Regions from separate parts of the Homo sapiens genome. Here region 1 is linked to region 2. The links are chromatin contacts, found by Hi-C or POLR2A ChIA-PET in ENCODE. All regions are on one chromosome and are shown on one strand. Each heading gives the region's core, a stretch centred on a gene start or an enhancer-like site at or near the end of the contact. The rest is flanking DNA. Distances are from core to core; before and after follow the strand shown. Region 1 holds the start of MRPL48 (mitochondrial ribosomal protein L48). Region 2 overlaps PLEKHB1 (pleckstrin homology domain containing B1).

Region 1 (3,440 bases), core at 3-2,502, 130 kb before region 2:
CTAAGGTGAACAAGTGAATTGTTTCATAAAGGATGAAGTGAGGCGTGGGCCCTCACACATTCAAGGGCAGCCCCAAGGTAACCACAGGTAGACCCATGAGCTGCAACGACCATGCTGACCTATGAATCATGGAAATATAGTTGCCACAATTAATGCCTAAAACAAAATTTTAATATAAATTGCTAAAATGAGTCATTAATCTAAGCAGCATGATACAATTGAAAGAGCACAAATGAAATCTGTTAAATCTGTTAAGGGAACGGGAGAAAGCCCAGGAACACATTTATAGTGGTTCATACGGTTTTATGACAGTCACTTAAATAAGGTTTTGGAAACGAAAATGTTGTTAATTATTGCAGGGCGCGGTGGCTCATGCCTGTAATCCCGGCACTTTGGGAGGCCGAGGCGGGCAGATCACGTGGTCAGGAATTCGAGACCAGCCTGGCCAACACAGTGAAACCCCGTCTCTACTAAAAATACAAAAATTAGCCCGGCATGGTGTCCCGCGCCTGTAGTCCCAGCTACTGAGGAGGCTGAGGCAGGAGAATCGCTTGAACCCGGAAGGCGAAGGTTGTGGTGAGCCGGGATCGCACCACTGCACTCCAGCCTGGGCAACAGAGCGAAATCCGTCAAAAAAAAAAAAAAAAAAAAAAGAAAGAAAAGAACAAAAACCTAGTTTATTACTGCTGTTTCCTTATTACCAGGTAGCTTCACATCCTCATCAGTTCAGCAAGTCAAAACTGCATTCTTAGAAAAAATTCTGGAAGTTGATAACTGAATGCAAATATAAAATGACCTGCCCAAGGTCACACAGTTAATCGGGACCGTATCCTGGTGTCGTGATTCCCATCGCAGAGCTCTCCCTTTTCCAGAAACTGGGTGGAGAGAGTGGCATGTGGTGTGGGCGTGGCACGGGTCGGCTCGGCAGAGTTCGCCCCGGGTGGAAAGGAATCTGCTCAGCCCCTTCAACGCCAGGCAGCCGCATGTGCTGCTGGGAAGGACCTTGGGCGCCCCAGTGTCTCATCCCCGGATGTCCGCGCGCCGCCACCTCCCCGCTCTGCACCCTCCGCCATCTCCCCTCTCTGCACCGTCCGCCATCTCCCCGCGCCCCGCGTGCGTGGAATCTACGTTACCTTTTCCAAGGTTCCGCTCATCCTTTGCTGCTGCGCGGCCTCTAGCTGTGCAAACCGAAGACCGGACCCTGCAGCCGCGTTCCCAGGGCGTCTGAAAACACTGAAGGAACGGCCTTGACCAGGTGCAGCAGCAATATCCCACCGAGACTCACTCAACTTCCACATCATTTTAGTTCCGGAAGCTTCTGAAATTCAGAGTCTAGAAATTCTCCTGCTTTCCACCCTCACTCAGGTTGTCACATTCACTGCTGTTTCTCCAGAAAGAATTAATTACCATCTCTGTGTTACCCCAGTACTTAGCACACAATTCTAATTTTTCGCTTACAATATTATACACTAATGATTTGTTACCACCTCTTCTCTGTATTTGAAAGTTCTTAAAAGACTGAGATCCTGTCTGATTAATTCCTTTCAGCGTCTAGCACAGATCTGACTTTTTTGTTTGTTTGAGACGGAGTCTCGCTCTGTTGCGCAGGCTGGAGTGTAGTGGCACGATCTCAGCTCACTGCCACCTCCGCCTCTCGGGTTCAAGCAATTCTGTCTCCAAGTAGCTGGGATTACAGGTGCCCGCCACCACGCCCGCCTAATTTTTATATTTTTACTAGAGATGAGGTTTCTCCATGTTTGTCAGGCTGGTCTTGAACTCCCGACCTCAGGTGATCCGCCCGCCTCGGCCTCCTAAAGTGCTGGGATTACAAGCGTGAGCCACCAGGCCCAGCCAATCATCTCTTAAATTGAGTTTAGAAGTCAGATTTCCACGTCCTGTGCTAGATGCTGGAATAAATTAGTCAGGATCTCAGTCCTTGAGGAACTCAATCAAAATAATAGCAAAAAATAATTAGTATCTAGTAACAAATAATTAGTATCTAGTATGGTAAGTGAAATACCAGAATTGTGTGCAAAGTACTGAGGTAACACAGATACGACAATTAATTATGCTTGGAAATATAATGGACCAGGCATACCTCCTCCAGTACAGTGATTGATTATTGCCTAATAAATGCTATTGGGGTTTTAGAAGTGAAATTTTAAATAAGAAAAAAAAAATCAATCAAATGCTAGTATGTGCCAGGTCGGTTCTTTATGGGTGTATGGGTTCATTTAGTCTTTCCAATAACCCTATGAGGCTGAGGATCATTATACCCATTTCACAGATGAGGAACAGAGACAGGAAGAAGGTACCTAGTTAACATAATGTTATATAAGTGGTGAGCTGTTTCATTTCCGTGCCTGTGCTTCATCTATTTTATGGGACTGTGACTATAGGTTTGCAAAAGGGCAGGTTGGCAGCCAGAGAGTTTCTTTCCTTGTCTAGTCCAGGTAAATACAATCTAATAAGATACATGGCCGGGTGCGGTGGCTCATGCCTGTAATCCCAGCACTTTGGGAGGCCAAGGCAGGCGGATCACAAGGTCGGGAGTTTGAGACCAGCCTGACCAAAACTGTGAAACTCCGTCTCTACTAAAAATACAAAAATTAGCTGGGCGTAGTGGTGCATGCCTGTAATCCCAGCTACTCAGGAGCCTGAGGCAGGAGAATTGCCTGAATCCGGGAGGCAGAGCTTGCAGTGAGCCGAGACGGCGCCATTGCACTCCAGCCTGGGCGACAACGAAACTCCATCCCAAAAAAAAAAAAAAAAAAAAGATACAAATCCATCTTTGCATTAATACACTCTCTGGGGTAGGTAAGGTGAAGGGAAAGGGAAAAAGAAGGAAGAAGGAGACGGTTAGTCCTTTGTACGAAGATATAAGGATTCCCAAAACAACTAGAATTTTTTTTTTGGCCGGGCGCAGTGGCTCACGCCTGTAATCCCAGCACTTTGGGAGGCCGAGGCGGGCAGATCACGAGGTCAGGAGATCGAGACCATGCTGGCTAACACGGTGAAACCCCGTCTCCACTAAAAATACAAAAAATTAGCCGGGCGTGGTGATGGGCGCCTGTAGTCCCAGCTACTCGGGAGGCTGAGGCAGGAGAATGGTGTGAACCCGGGAGGCAGAGCTTGCATTGAGCCGAGATCGGGCCACTGCACTCCAGCCTGGGCGACAGAGCGAGACTCTGTCTCGAAAAAAAAAAAAAAATCTAATCCCCATCTACCTATCTAGCCTTATTTCCAGCCTTTTTTTTTTTTTTTTGAGACAGAGTCTTGCTCTGTCACCCAAGCTGAAGTGCAGTGATGTGATCTTGCTCACTGCAACCTCAAGCTCCTGGGCTCAAGTGATCCTCTCACCTCAGCTTCCCAAGTAGCTGGGACTATAGGCACATACCATTGTGCCCAGCTAATTATTTTTATTTTTATTTTTGTACAGA
Region 2 (3,115 bases), core at 413-2,912:
AAAACAAAATCCAGAAAGGTTAAGTGACTTGCCCCAAATGACTCAGCTAATATGCTGTCACCAGTTCCAACTGATCTCAGAATCCACACTCTTTTTCACTAGACCAGTGAAGGCACTAGTAGCTGCTGGATCATGGAGAGGGAAACAGGGCCTTCTGGGGGAACAAAGCAAGCCACAGTTACTGCTAGAGCCAACCAAATCTTTATTAGTCTCGGCAGCAGAACTAATGGAGCCCCCATTTACAGGGGAGCTTTAGTGGGCTAGTCTGGCTACCAGGCAGGGATGTTAGCATTTCTATTGGTGATTGGGATAGAAAGGGGGAAGAGACTGGAAGGGAACCAAAGGGGGAGACTGGTGGACCACCTGAGGGCAGGCACAGATGGGGCTTCCTGGGCTGGTGTAGAGGTGGATCAGGCCCCAGAGGAGAACACTGCCATCTTATTCAGAATGAAGGATGAGACAAAGCCTGAGAGGGTGACAGTCACAGCTACAAAGAGAGGGCCGAGCTCCTGGTGTGAGAGGCATTTCTGGACGGAGGCAGCTTTCTAGGGCTGGAAGTCTCAAATAGAACTCACCTGTTCCCCAACCAGGGGTCCCCAGGTTCAGCTCAATTGTTATCATGGGTACCAGCCAGGAAGCTGTTTGTGGGAAGGATGGGACTTGACTCAGGAGTGTTTTAGGTATGGACATGTGTCAGTATTCACAAAACAGGCAATATATTCATTATAGATGCAATCATGAAACTTCCCTCCAGAGAAGGCTCACATCTCCCCTTTCACCTAGGAAGCTCCTTAGCTTGAAGGCCCACCACGGTCTGATCCCAGCCTCCACCCCAGCCCAAATGAACTCCCATTTAATTCCTTGGACATGCCATGACGTTCACGGCTCTGCATACTTGCCAATAACTGTTCTTCCAGCCTACCTGTCTTGCTCCCTGCCCCACCTGTCCTTGTCAAAGGACTGATAACTCTTCAGCTTTGTCAAGTCCTTGTTTACTCCTGTTCTCCCCACCAGGACTCGAGCTCCCTAAGGAGAGAGCAGAGAGCCCGATTCATGTTGTGTCTACAGCGCCTGGGGAACTCGAAGCCAAATGAAGTCGTATTTGCTGTGCCCTGTTGTGTTTAGAGGAAATGTATCCATAAATGTCTATAACAGATTTTGGGGGTGTCTAGTGGTAGATGTGAAGACTTCAAGCGATGTTTGTACCTGTGATGATAGCTTCTTCCCATGTGGGGATTAAGGGTAGGGAGTGGGGGGAATGGTCCAAACCCGGAAGGAGCTAATGGAGAGGATAGGGCCAAAGTGGGACAGGGCTTGGATGGTAGAGGATGGGGTCCAGGAGGAAGAGGAGTCTAGCAATCCAAGCGCAGGGGTCAGTGCTCCGAGTCCCAGGGCTCAGAACCAGCAGGGCGACCACATGAGCGAGCCCAGCGCCGCCCCAGTGGCGGCTCCCGCAAGCATGCCCATGGCCAGAGGGGCGCCGGCGCTGTAGCAGGGATCCTCCCGCACTATCACGTGCGTCACGCCAGGGCCTGCAGAGGGAGACAGCCCATGAGGATCAGCGACTTAGGAGGGAGTAGAGTGATCTTCGTACCCTTCCTGCATCACTCCAGCCCAACCCAGTGTAAGGCGCCGAACCCACTCTCCTGCTCCCCAGTCAAAGAACAGATCTAGACGCGGGAAGAGCTCCACCCTACGGCTCCCAGGCCTTGGATCGGCTACGGATGTCCCGGAACCTACGGGTCCGCTACGGCAGGCTAGGGCGGAGCAGCGAGGAAACCCTGAGATCGCTAAGCACAACCACCAGGCGCCTAACGATGGGCATTCCCAACCGCCAGGCCCCAGAGCGGGGAGGAGGCAGCATTCCCGCAGTAGCCACCAGGGGCCGCTACCGGCTCAGGAATGGGTATTGCCGACCGCAGGGCTGAGGAGCCATCCCAGAAGGGTGAGGTCAGCTCGAGACGAACGCTGGTTCCAGAGCTCTCCCAGTCTCAGGATGGAGAGGGGCTTGCGGAGAGTTCTGCCTGGGAAAATCCGTGCACGCTAAAAGGATGAAGCCTGGTCCGGACTTACGGACCGTGGGCTGGGCCTGGCGCTGAATCGGTGCTGGATCGAGGCAAGCCCCGGGGCACGCTGGAGACTTACCTGCGTAGGGCGGTCCGTAGTAGCTGCGGACATACGTGGCCTCGTGTGCATTGGGGGGCACCACCTCGTAGTAGTCTTGGTACGGGCTGTAGACGCGCACCTGGGGAATCCAACCATGTCAGGTGCCCAGGAACTCCCTGGCCCGGATTTGGTCCCCTACCCCCACGCCTGGCACAGGCCTCTCTGGGATCCATGGAGCCACCTCCCCAAGTTTAGAAATGGGCCTCCAGCCACTAGCAAGCTCTTGGAGAAAGGCCCTGCCCTCCCCACAAGGTCCACGGTCCTCTAAAACTTCTGCCCTACATCCAGCTCCCAGTGACACCCATTCTCCAACTCTGGCCTCCCACCTAGCTCAAAAAATTCTCTATGGCTCCCAATTTCTCCTTATAGGTAGTCTAATATTTGCTAGCAGCTCTACAATAATGCCACTTGAAAGACCCAGCTCTACTAGTCACAAGGAGGGGAACATGGCCAAGCCCCAGGCCCAGGAAATAAACAGGGGTTGGGGAGGAAGGAAGGGAAAGGAAGGATAGGGATGAGAAGTAACTAAAATACAGTTATGCGTCTTTTAAACAACAGGGATACAGTCTGAGAAATGCGTCCTTAGGCAATTTTAGTTATGTGAATATCATAGAGTGTACTTACAAACAAACCTAGGTGGCACACACCTAGAGTATATGGTATATCCTATTGCTCCAAGCCAACAAACCTGTTCAGCAGGCTACTGCCCTGAATACTGTAGGCAATTGTAACACAATGGTATTTGTTATCTAACTAATCATATATAAATGTAGAAAATGTAATGCATTGCCCTACGACATTATCATGGCTACAACATCACTAGGTGATAGGAAATTTTCAGCTCCATTATAATCTTATGGAACCACCTTTGTATATGTGGTCCATCATTGACCCAAAATTGTTAGGCTGCACTAGGCTGTAACGATTATTGAGCACCTACTATGTACCA

What was found. A loop is a pair of places that touch in the nucleus more often than their neighbours do. ChIA-PET counts read pairs that join two places held with the same protein, here RNA polymerase II (POLR2A). Pooled maps may share reads with other maps.
Region 1: a pooled map shows a loop between it and region 2 (2.4-fold over the local background). The contact joins the promoter of MRPL48 here to the enhancer-like site in region 2. A Hi-C loop is called at or near these places in 5 of 50 pooled maps. POLR2A ChIA-PET finds 5 or more read pairs at or near these places in 6 of 52 experiments (GM12878, HEK293T, K562 and 3 more).

Annotation. Positions count from the first base shown.
Region 1 is chr11:73,785,686-73,789,125 of GRCh38, reverse strand. It overlaps MRPL48 (mitochondrial ribosomal protein L48), which reads right to left and starts at 1,252. Exons shown (of 8, transcript NM_016055.6): 1 at 1,134-1,252. The coding sequence starts at 1,154. RefSeq lists enhancers at 1,039-1,118, 1,259-1,318.
Region 2 is chr11:73,659,883-73,662,997 of GRCh38, reverse strand. It overlaps PLEKHB1 (pleckstrin homology domain containing B1), which reads right to left. Exons shown (of 8, transcript NM_021200.3): 7 at 2,146-2,245; 8 at 179-1,532. The coding sequence ends at 1,396. Among named protein-coding and RNA genes, the nearest start is that of PLEKHB1, 15 kb to the right of the region's middle. RefSeq lists enhancers at 1,030-1,872, 1,873-2,717 and a silencer at 1,796-1,967. Within about 2 kb of position 1,662, at least 5 of the 41 ENCODE cell types and tissues checked have a DNase peak (open chromatin) inside an H3K27ac peak, as active enhancers do.